Linked DNA regions of Homo sapiens: regions 2 and 3 are each linked to region 1. Evidence: chromatin loops called from intact Hi-C (ENCODE). Cell type or tissue: heart right ventricle. All regions are shown on one strand.

What was found. Hi-C counts contacts between places; a loop is a spot of excess contacts. Peaks named below come from ENCODE experiments on the same cell type or tissue, not always from the same donor. Only the 100,000 strongest peaks of a DNase experiment are listed, where the experiment ranks them.
Region 2: it touches region 1 in a loop (4-fold over the local background); 24 of 110 quality-filtered maps call a loop at or near these places.
Region 3: a loop joins it to region 1, with 2.9 times the contacts of the local background. A loop is called at or near these places in 40 of 110 quality-filtered maps.

The regions. Positions count from the first base shown.
Region 1 is chr1:221,202,229-221,204,728 of GRCh38, reverse strand. No RefSeq gene overlaps it. Among named protein-coding and RNA genes, the nearest start is that of LINC02817, 130 kb to the left of the region's middle. In heart right ventricle, CTCF peaks have their summits at 868 and 1,071 (motif pointing right); a DNase peak (open chromatin) is centred at 1,088; H3K27ac peaks cover 2,037 bases.
Region 2 is chr1:221,434,120-221,436,619 of GRCh38, reverse strand. The region is part of intron 3 of LOC105372932 (a long non-coding RNA gene); the gene reads right to left. Among named protein-coding and RNA genes, the nearest start is that of LINC02817, 99 kb to the right of the region's middle. In heart right ventricle, CTCF peaks have their summits at 809 and 1,013 (motif pointing right); no DNase peak of the experiment used is centred here; H3K27ac peaks cover 363 bases.
Region 3 is chr1:220,907,923-220,910,422 of GRCh38, reverse strand. No RefSeq gene overlaps it. Among named protein-coding and RNA genes, the nearest start is that of HLX-AS1, 29 kb to the right of the region's middle. In heart right ventricle, a CTCF peak has its summit at 1,516 (motif pointing left); no DNase peak of the experiment used is centred here.

The sequences.
Region 1 (2,500 bases):
TTTCCTACAGCTACAGTGATATCACACTTTATAAAGTGAGGTGCAACATGTTTGGGACTCACCATGTTATCTTTGTTAAACCCAAATACACAAAAGCATCCAGCCAGTAAGTGACAGTCTGGCTACCTGTCCTAACTACCAGTCACTTTTGTTCATCCACATATTCACATTTTCCTTAACCAGGATACTTACTGTCTCTATTTCTGTATGACATGATTACAACTCTGAGAAGGCTTTTGTTCTCTAGTATTTGGAATCCTTAAAAGTACTTCACTTCGTTGTTAGAAATGAAGCAAAATTGTAGTTAAGAAAATTGTTGGGACTATAAAAACATTTGGCTCCTTTTCCCTGATCCAGAAGGTACTGTGTGTTCTTTGGATCTCAGTCAACATTTTGGGCAGTTCCAGATAAGGTATCCAATAACTTCACTTTGTGTCCCCATTTTTCTTGCCCTCATTCCAGAAAAAGTTGGATAGCTGCCTCCCAAATAATTTTATTGTGAGGGAAGTTATTATGAAAACATACTCCACTGGTTTTCACTGACCTCCAAAACACACTCCCTAATTAAGTGCAAATGGGAAACTGACTTGGGAGCAGGTTGTCTCTGATTTTGGACTTGGGAGAAGTATTAAAGTTTATGAACTCGATACGCAAGCTCCATCTGCCAAATGAGGAATTTCTTATTTCATTTGGTGACCACACTGAGATTATATAATGCTCCTCAGAAAACTCTGAATGCTGAAGATGCGTAAACCATCTGTCTATGTTGAAAGGTCAAAAAATGCACTGCCCCCACAATGTGTCTCTGGGCATAACTAATTATTTATCCAGAGAAATTTCATCATAGAGTTGTTGGGGTTTTTTTAACATTGAATTTCTACATAACCATAAAATTTTACAGTACTAAAGAGAGAGTGATCATATTCATGCTCTCACATCCTTTTACAGGAGGCTAGGGTTAGTCAGCTTTAATATTTAAAGAAACCTGAAGACCTGGCACAGAGAAGTGTGAGAAGCAGAGAAAGGAAAGCAAACAATTTCAGCTCTGCCATCGCATCTTTCCCTCCCCAGCCAGCAGGGGGCAGTAGTAACAGAGGAAGTGAAGCTGGCTTACTTCTGCGACTGAAGATCCAGAAACAAGGAGAAAGGGTGAAAGTTGCATGAGGTTTCTCTGCTCTCCAGTGACCCACCCCAGCCCCCCACCCCATTGGTGGGAGTAGACCTCAGGTGTACTTCTGAATTCCAGTTCTCCCATGGTACCAGCTTAAGTTATGACAGATAATTAACTATGTTTTGAAACCATGCTATAAGCCAGGCACTGTGTTAAGCACTTTACATGCATTTTTTTATTCCATCCTTTAGCAAAGTAGGCTAAAGTAGGTTTTGTTATCATTTGTGTTTTAAAGATGAGAAAACTGAGGCTTAAGAGATTAAGTAACTTGCTCAAGGTTACCTAGTTAAAACTCTAGCCACTAACTAGTAAAGAAAACTGCAATATTCATCTTTAACCCAGGGATTGAGTCTTATGTTTATTTAATTTGTTTTTGTGTATTTTTTCATTTTCTAAATTATTTAATCTGACAAAGATGCAGGTATTTTCAGTTGTTTTAATACTCAAAGGGTAATACATGTAATACACAATTATCAGGTGAATTTGAATGCATCAGAGTAATTCAAGAGAAGGAAAAATTTTCCCCAAATTATCAAATTTGCTAACAATGGTGATACTACTGAGTAATGTTATTAACTCAGATATTGTACAGTCACTCTTTCTTTTAGTAGGGTAGCTACAAATTGGATTTATATCATTTGTTGCCCTCTGTAGTCATTTTGCCAAAATGAAACACTCTCAGTTCAGGGTTTATAATCAGACAGACAGTGTTCTCATATCAGCTCTGTGCTTCCTTCTCTGAGCCTCAGTACCCTCATCTCTAAAAGGAATCATTCATACTTTAGGACTCATTTGATGGTTGTGAAGGTTAAACAAGCTAATACAGGTAAAACATTTAGCCTGACTCTGGCATATAGGAAGTAGTCTATAACTGCTATTATTCTGACTCAATGTCAAGCTTGGAAAACAAGTAGAGAATTCAAACAAATGTCCAGCTATTTTGGTTCTGGGTGCCAAAAGTCCAGATGTTTGAGAAACCTCAATTAATAACTATATTTGTTGGTGCTCACTGGTGTAGTTGGCACAATGTGATCACAGGTTACATTTGAGGGCAAGTGGGGGTTAATGTTCTCCCCATTCATGCACAGTTGTCCTTTGTTAGGAACTAAAAATACAAAGGTATAAAGGTTTCCCTTTCTATGTCTGCCGAAAAGATTACCGACAGTCAAGAGGCAACTTTTTTTTTAACAAGCACTTAAATTCCTTTTAAAATCTTAAATGAAAAAAAAGTATTTATTTCCTATACTTTCTTTTCAGCTTTCAAATATATCAGAAAAATCTAAATACAATCCAGTTTTCTTCACTCTAGTCTAATCCTGAGCAGCCCAG
Region 2 (2,500 bases), 230 kb before region 1:
GGCTTGTGGCATGATTTGGGGCAGCCTGTGCACAGTGGCTGGCACAGAGCAAAGGCCCAATAGAAGTTAAGCAAAGGGCATTCTGACCACGATGTCTGGTCATTTCAGGTGTGACTGTGCCTATAATTGTACCATAAGGAATTCAGCCCATGCGACTAAGCTATGCCTTTCTCTGTAGTAGCTTAATGGGAAATCAGGGCATCTCCGGCACTGTAGTGTGTCACTTCATCAGACATAGAGCCAACTCACACATTTGTCCTTCTGATGCATGTCTTTCCTCCTCCTTTACCGATGCAAGTAGAGTGAGAACCCATGCTATGATTCCACTCCCTGTCTAAAACCAAGTGTACTCTGAGAAAGTTAGAAACTATTCTGTATCTGCTTCCAGAAGCTTATCTCAAGACTTAAAAATTGAAGAGAATAAAATTAATAGCCAGGAGTAACAAAAAAATAGAGAGATTTTAGCTTGCCATTTCTTTAAGTTATGTATTTTTGTCTTGTGAGGTTCAATTTGGAGAAAAGCACTTAGACACGAGGCAGGGTCGGTTCAGGGGCAGGGCCATATTTAAAAGCTCAAAATGCTTGCTTTTGTGGTGACAAAGGAATCGACACTTCTTTTTTCTTCCCCAAAGGAAACAGAAGCTTATTATCCTGACAGAGGAAATGCAGAAATTTGTAGGTGGAGATTAACCCTTACTCCCAAACACTGAGGCTCCTGTTCAACTTCTTGCTTAAGAGATTTTAGTAACTTTTAAAAATTCTTAGCATGCTACATTGGTTGGCTCTCCAAATAATTCAGAAAACTTGTGACCTGAAGCTTTCATGGAGTTGATGTAACTGTTCTGGAAATCTCTTGACTTGAACTTGAGACTCACTCACACACAGCTGCAGTATGTCCACCATCAACAGCAATCTGTACCCAGAAAGCAGTGGGAAATGGGGAAAAAACAAGAGACAACCTCAAAGAAATCTAGGTCTTTCCTGAGCTGCAGTTCTACATATTGACCACCAGGTGTCTATCTTCACACAAGCAGTCTTGCTTGGATGATGGTGTACTACTTGACTGTGGGATTATTTTAAAAATGAAAGCAATTTTTTAGATATGGGTATATATGTAAGTATAAATGTGCAAATGTAAAGTGAAGTCTCAAAGCCAAACTTAATAATTTACAATTCCTTATCTAAGTAGGATAATCAATTGAACCTTGTGTTGATCTTCTAAAGTTGTTTGGAAAAACTAATTGGGGGAGTAAATGGCCAATAGATTTGGGGAATGGTGAAAAAAAAATTGTCCTCTTCCTAAATTTTATCATGCTTTTTTTTTAAATTTCAAGATTCTTAGCATGCAAACAGGTGTATGTTCCCAGGAACATGGTTTTTGGTAAAAACAGACGAATTGTATTCTGAGCTGGCTTCTGTACTCTGTAGTTCAATTTCATAGTTCAGTTTCTATTGTAGCTTATTTTCCAGTTTCAATTCTAGGCCCTGATACAGGTGAAAAATATCTCTACCAGGAAGTGCAAGAATAAGATTTGACTTTTTTTGTCCCATAATTGGAAGTGACATTATAGTAGAATTAGATAACTCCAGTAAGGTTTAGGATGCACAATTTATGCATTTATGTCAATCTTAGAAAAGAAGTGCTCTTTTGGTCTGTAAAGAAAGGTCACCAGATTAAACAGTTTCAGGGATATCTTTTATATCTCTCTACTTTTGTTTGTTGTTCATTTGTTTTGTTTTGCTTTAAGTTACCCAAAAAATAGTTTCCATAATTTTAGGAACCTTCTGTTTTCATTCTCTTCCTTGCCAAAACATGGAGGTCCCTGAGAGCCCTAGAGGCCCTTTATATCTTTAAATAAATTATATATAGAAGAGACTTAAAAAAATTACCTAGTACAGAAGTACTTTAAGAGAAAGAACTGTACCATCCTATGCAACTATTTTAGTGAGGCCTGAGGAGGAAGAAAACATAAATATATTACATCAAAGCACTGCGTGGAGACTGAAGACTTTCCTTTTGGTTGTTATTTTTAAGTTTTATTTGGTTTCATTTATTGTTTTGATACCTTTGAAACATTAAAATAAGTTTCTCCGGTGACTATATCTATCAAGCTCTTTATTGGGTGGTGCTCTCACCAATGTTGGCTTCTCATTTCTGTTCCCTCAAATATTTATAGACAATGCTTACTAAAGCTCAGTTTGTTCCCAAATTTTGTGTTTTTTGTTTTTTCTTTTCTTTTTTCTTTTTTTTTTTTTTTTTTTTTTGAGACAGAGTCTTGCTCTGTCGCCCAGGCTGGAGTGCAGTGGCGCGATCTTGGCTCACTGCAAGCTCCACCTCCCGGGTTCACGCCATCCTCCTGCCTCAGCCTCCCGAGTAGCTGGGACTACAGGCGTCCGCCACCATGCCCAGCTAATTTTTGTATTTTTAGTAGAGACGGGGTTTCACCATGTTAGCCAGGATAGGATGGTCTCGATCTCTGACCTCGTGATTTGCCCGCCT
Region 3 (2,500 bases), 290 kb after region 1:
CAGCAGTACCTCGTATCCTCTGAGGCCCAGCGCCCATGTCGCCTCCCTGAAGCCACCGTCGTCCTTTCTGCTTCTCCACAGGCCAAGCAGATTTCACTGCAGCTCTGACTAGTGTCCCTGAGGCACACAGTCACTACACAACCCCCACATGTTGTGGCATTCACTGGTGTGCTATGATCAGCTGTCTGCTCATCTCTCTTCTCCACTGTGCTCTGAGCCCCTGGAAAGCAAAAAACCACATCTAATTCCCACAGCACCTGGCACAGAGGCTGGTATATGGCCAGTGTGATGCTTCATTGAGGCAGTTAACCCCTTTGGTATGTTCAAGAATCCCTACCAAAAAAGCCAGAGGATAGGAACTCATAGTCAAATGACAGGGAAAAAATGAGAATTGCAGACATTCCTGCTGCAAGATAGAGAACATAACTGTAAAGACTGAATGAATGAATGAATGAACAAATGCATACATACATACTCTCCCTGGTCTGAGAATGACCAAAAACACAAAGAAGGTATTCACCAGAGAAGTGACACAATTTGATCATGGAAACAAAGTGCCAAAACTGGGGGAGGGGGACTTGGGTAGGATATCCAGAAAATTATCATCAGTTGTGAAACAAATTCTTTTAGAGGAAGCTTGATTATTTTGATTATTGAAGTACGACATGAACCAACCCCAGAAGAGGCAGTGCCTGGTGGTGCCATGTCTTCATATTTTTGAGTGAGTTAAGTGGTGGCCATACAACAGCCAAATAATCAACCAGATACAGAAGAGGGTTGCAATGGTGTTATTAAAACCTCCGTATTTCACAAATGGGGAGTTGAAACCCAGAGGAAAGAAGAGACATACTTCAAGGAATATACTCAGTTACTTGGGTCTAGAACCCAAGTCTCCCAGCTCTCAACTCATTGGGAGAGGGAATTCCTTCCTCAAAGTAAAGCAAATGGCAAATTAGAAATTACAGAGAATGTGGTTGCAGGGAAACATACTTTCGGGATATAAGATGCTTTAAAGGCTTTTATTTTTCTTCCTCTTCCAAGAAGGACTGTTCATGTCAGTTTTTCTGCCCACCTACAAATACTTGGATTATCACAATTCAAGAATTAGTGAAGAAGATACCAAATTATACCTGAGGTGTTGTTAGAACAGTTGCTCTGCAATGGTGATTGACTTCATTATTGTTTGTATAACCACATAGAAAAGACATACATGTATTCGTCTTAAAACCAAAGCTGGAGGGCCCAGACCTGATACCAATTCCATCTTCACCATGAAGGATGGTGAGTTTGGGGAAGTTACTTTACTTCCCCCTCAAAACCTAGTTTCCTTAACTTTAAAATGAAAACAATATCTGCCTCATATAGATTATTTCTGATGATTAAATCAAACATTGTGCAGAGGCCTGGCACATGAAAGATACTTGATTAAAAATTAGCTCACCCCTTCCATTTTCCTCCTCTGCAAATTATTCAGAATGTACAATCAGAGCATGAGGAAACTACCACCACCTGGTGTACGGGTCTCAAAACTGCATAAGCGGCAGCAAAGGTGAAAATACAACTTCCACTGAGGAAACTGCAAAATGAAACTACACAAATGACTGAATGCATCATACAAAAAATACAACAATTATTCTGGGATAGAGGCCATTGGCCACTCCAGGATGATGGGTAGAATTAACAAGGGCAACCTTCCTGGAAGAGGTACACCTTATTTTGAAATGTAAGTGGAGGAAAAAGGATGTGGACAGATTGGAAAGAATGAAGAACAATTTTCTGCACAATTGGAAAAAAAGTCGGAAGCAAAAGAGGAAGGTCCTGGTGGCAAATAATGTCAACTGGAACATTTAGCCCAGCCATGCCTGTTAAGCCTTTAGGGTCTTTAATCACAGAAGAACAAGGAGGGAGGACTGGGTGTAAGTCACTCACTAGGAGGTTGCAACAACCAGCTGGTAGTATTCAAAGCACAACATCTCTAACTTGTGGATGTCGGCCTCTTGTTCAGGGCTTGCTTTAATGGACAGGTGTTGGAGGCAGGTAAGATCATTCTAGCAAAGAGCAGTCCCTCCCTGTAGAGCTCCAGAAAGGGTGGAAATGTGTTTCTCCTCAGACATATGGGTAATGGGCAGAGCTCATTGAAGACAGCAGTCCTGTCTGACCCATCTTGGGGATCCTGACAATACCTAACTCAGAGCTCAGTACCTGGAAGAAGCTCCGTACATGGCTAAGTGGATTTTCCCAGCTGGTAGGGATCAGAGGTTGTATTATGCAGTTAAGTTTCTAACCCAGCTCTCTACTCTGCATCCTTACTCTACATTCTGGGATGTGCTATGCCCTCTCTTTCTTCCAGATCTTTAAAGATGTTTCTCTTTATGCCTGAAAAATATTCTAAAGGTCCCAATTGAGACATGGCATCTTCCAAAAAGTCTTCTCTGACTTCCTGCAGCATTCAGTAATTCTCTTACAGTCCTAGCATGTATTACCACATCGCATTATGATT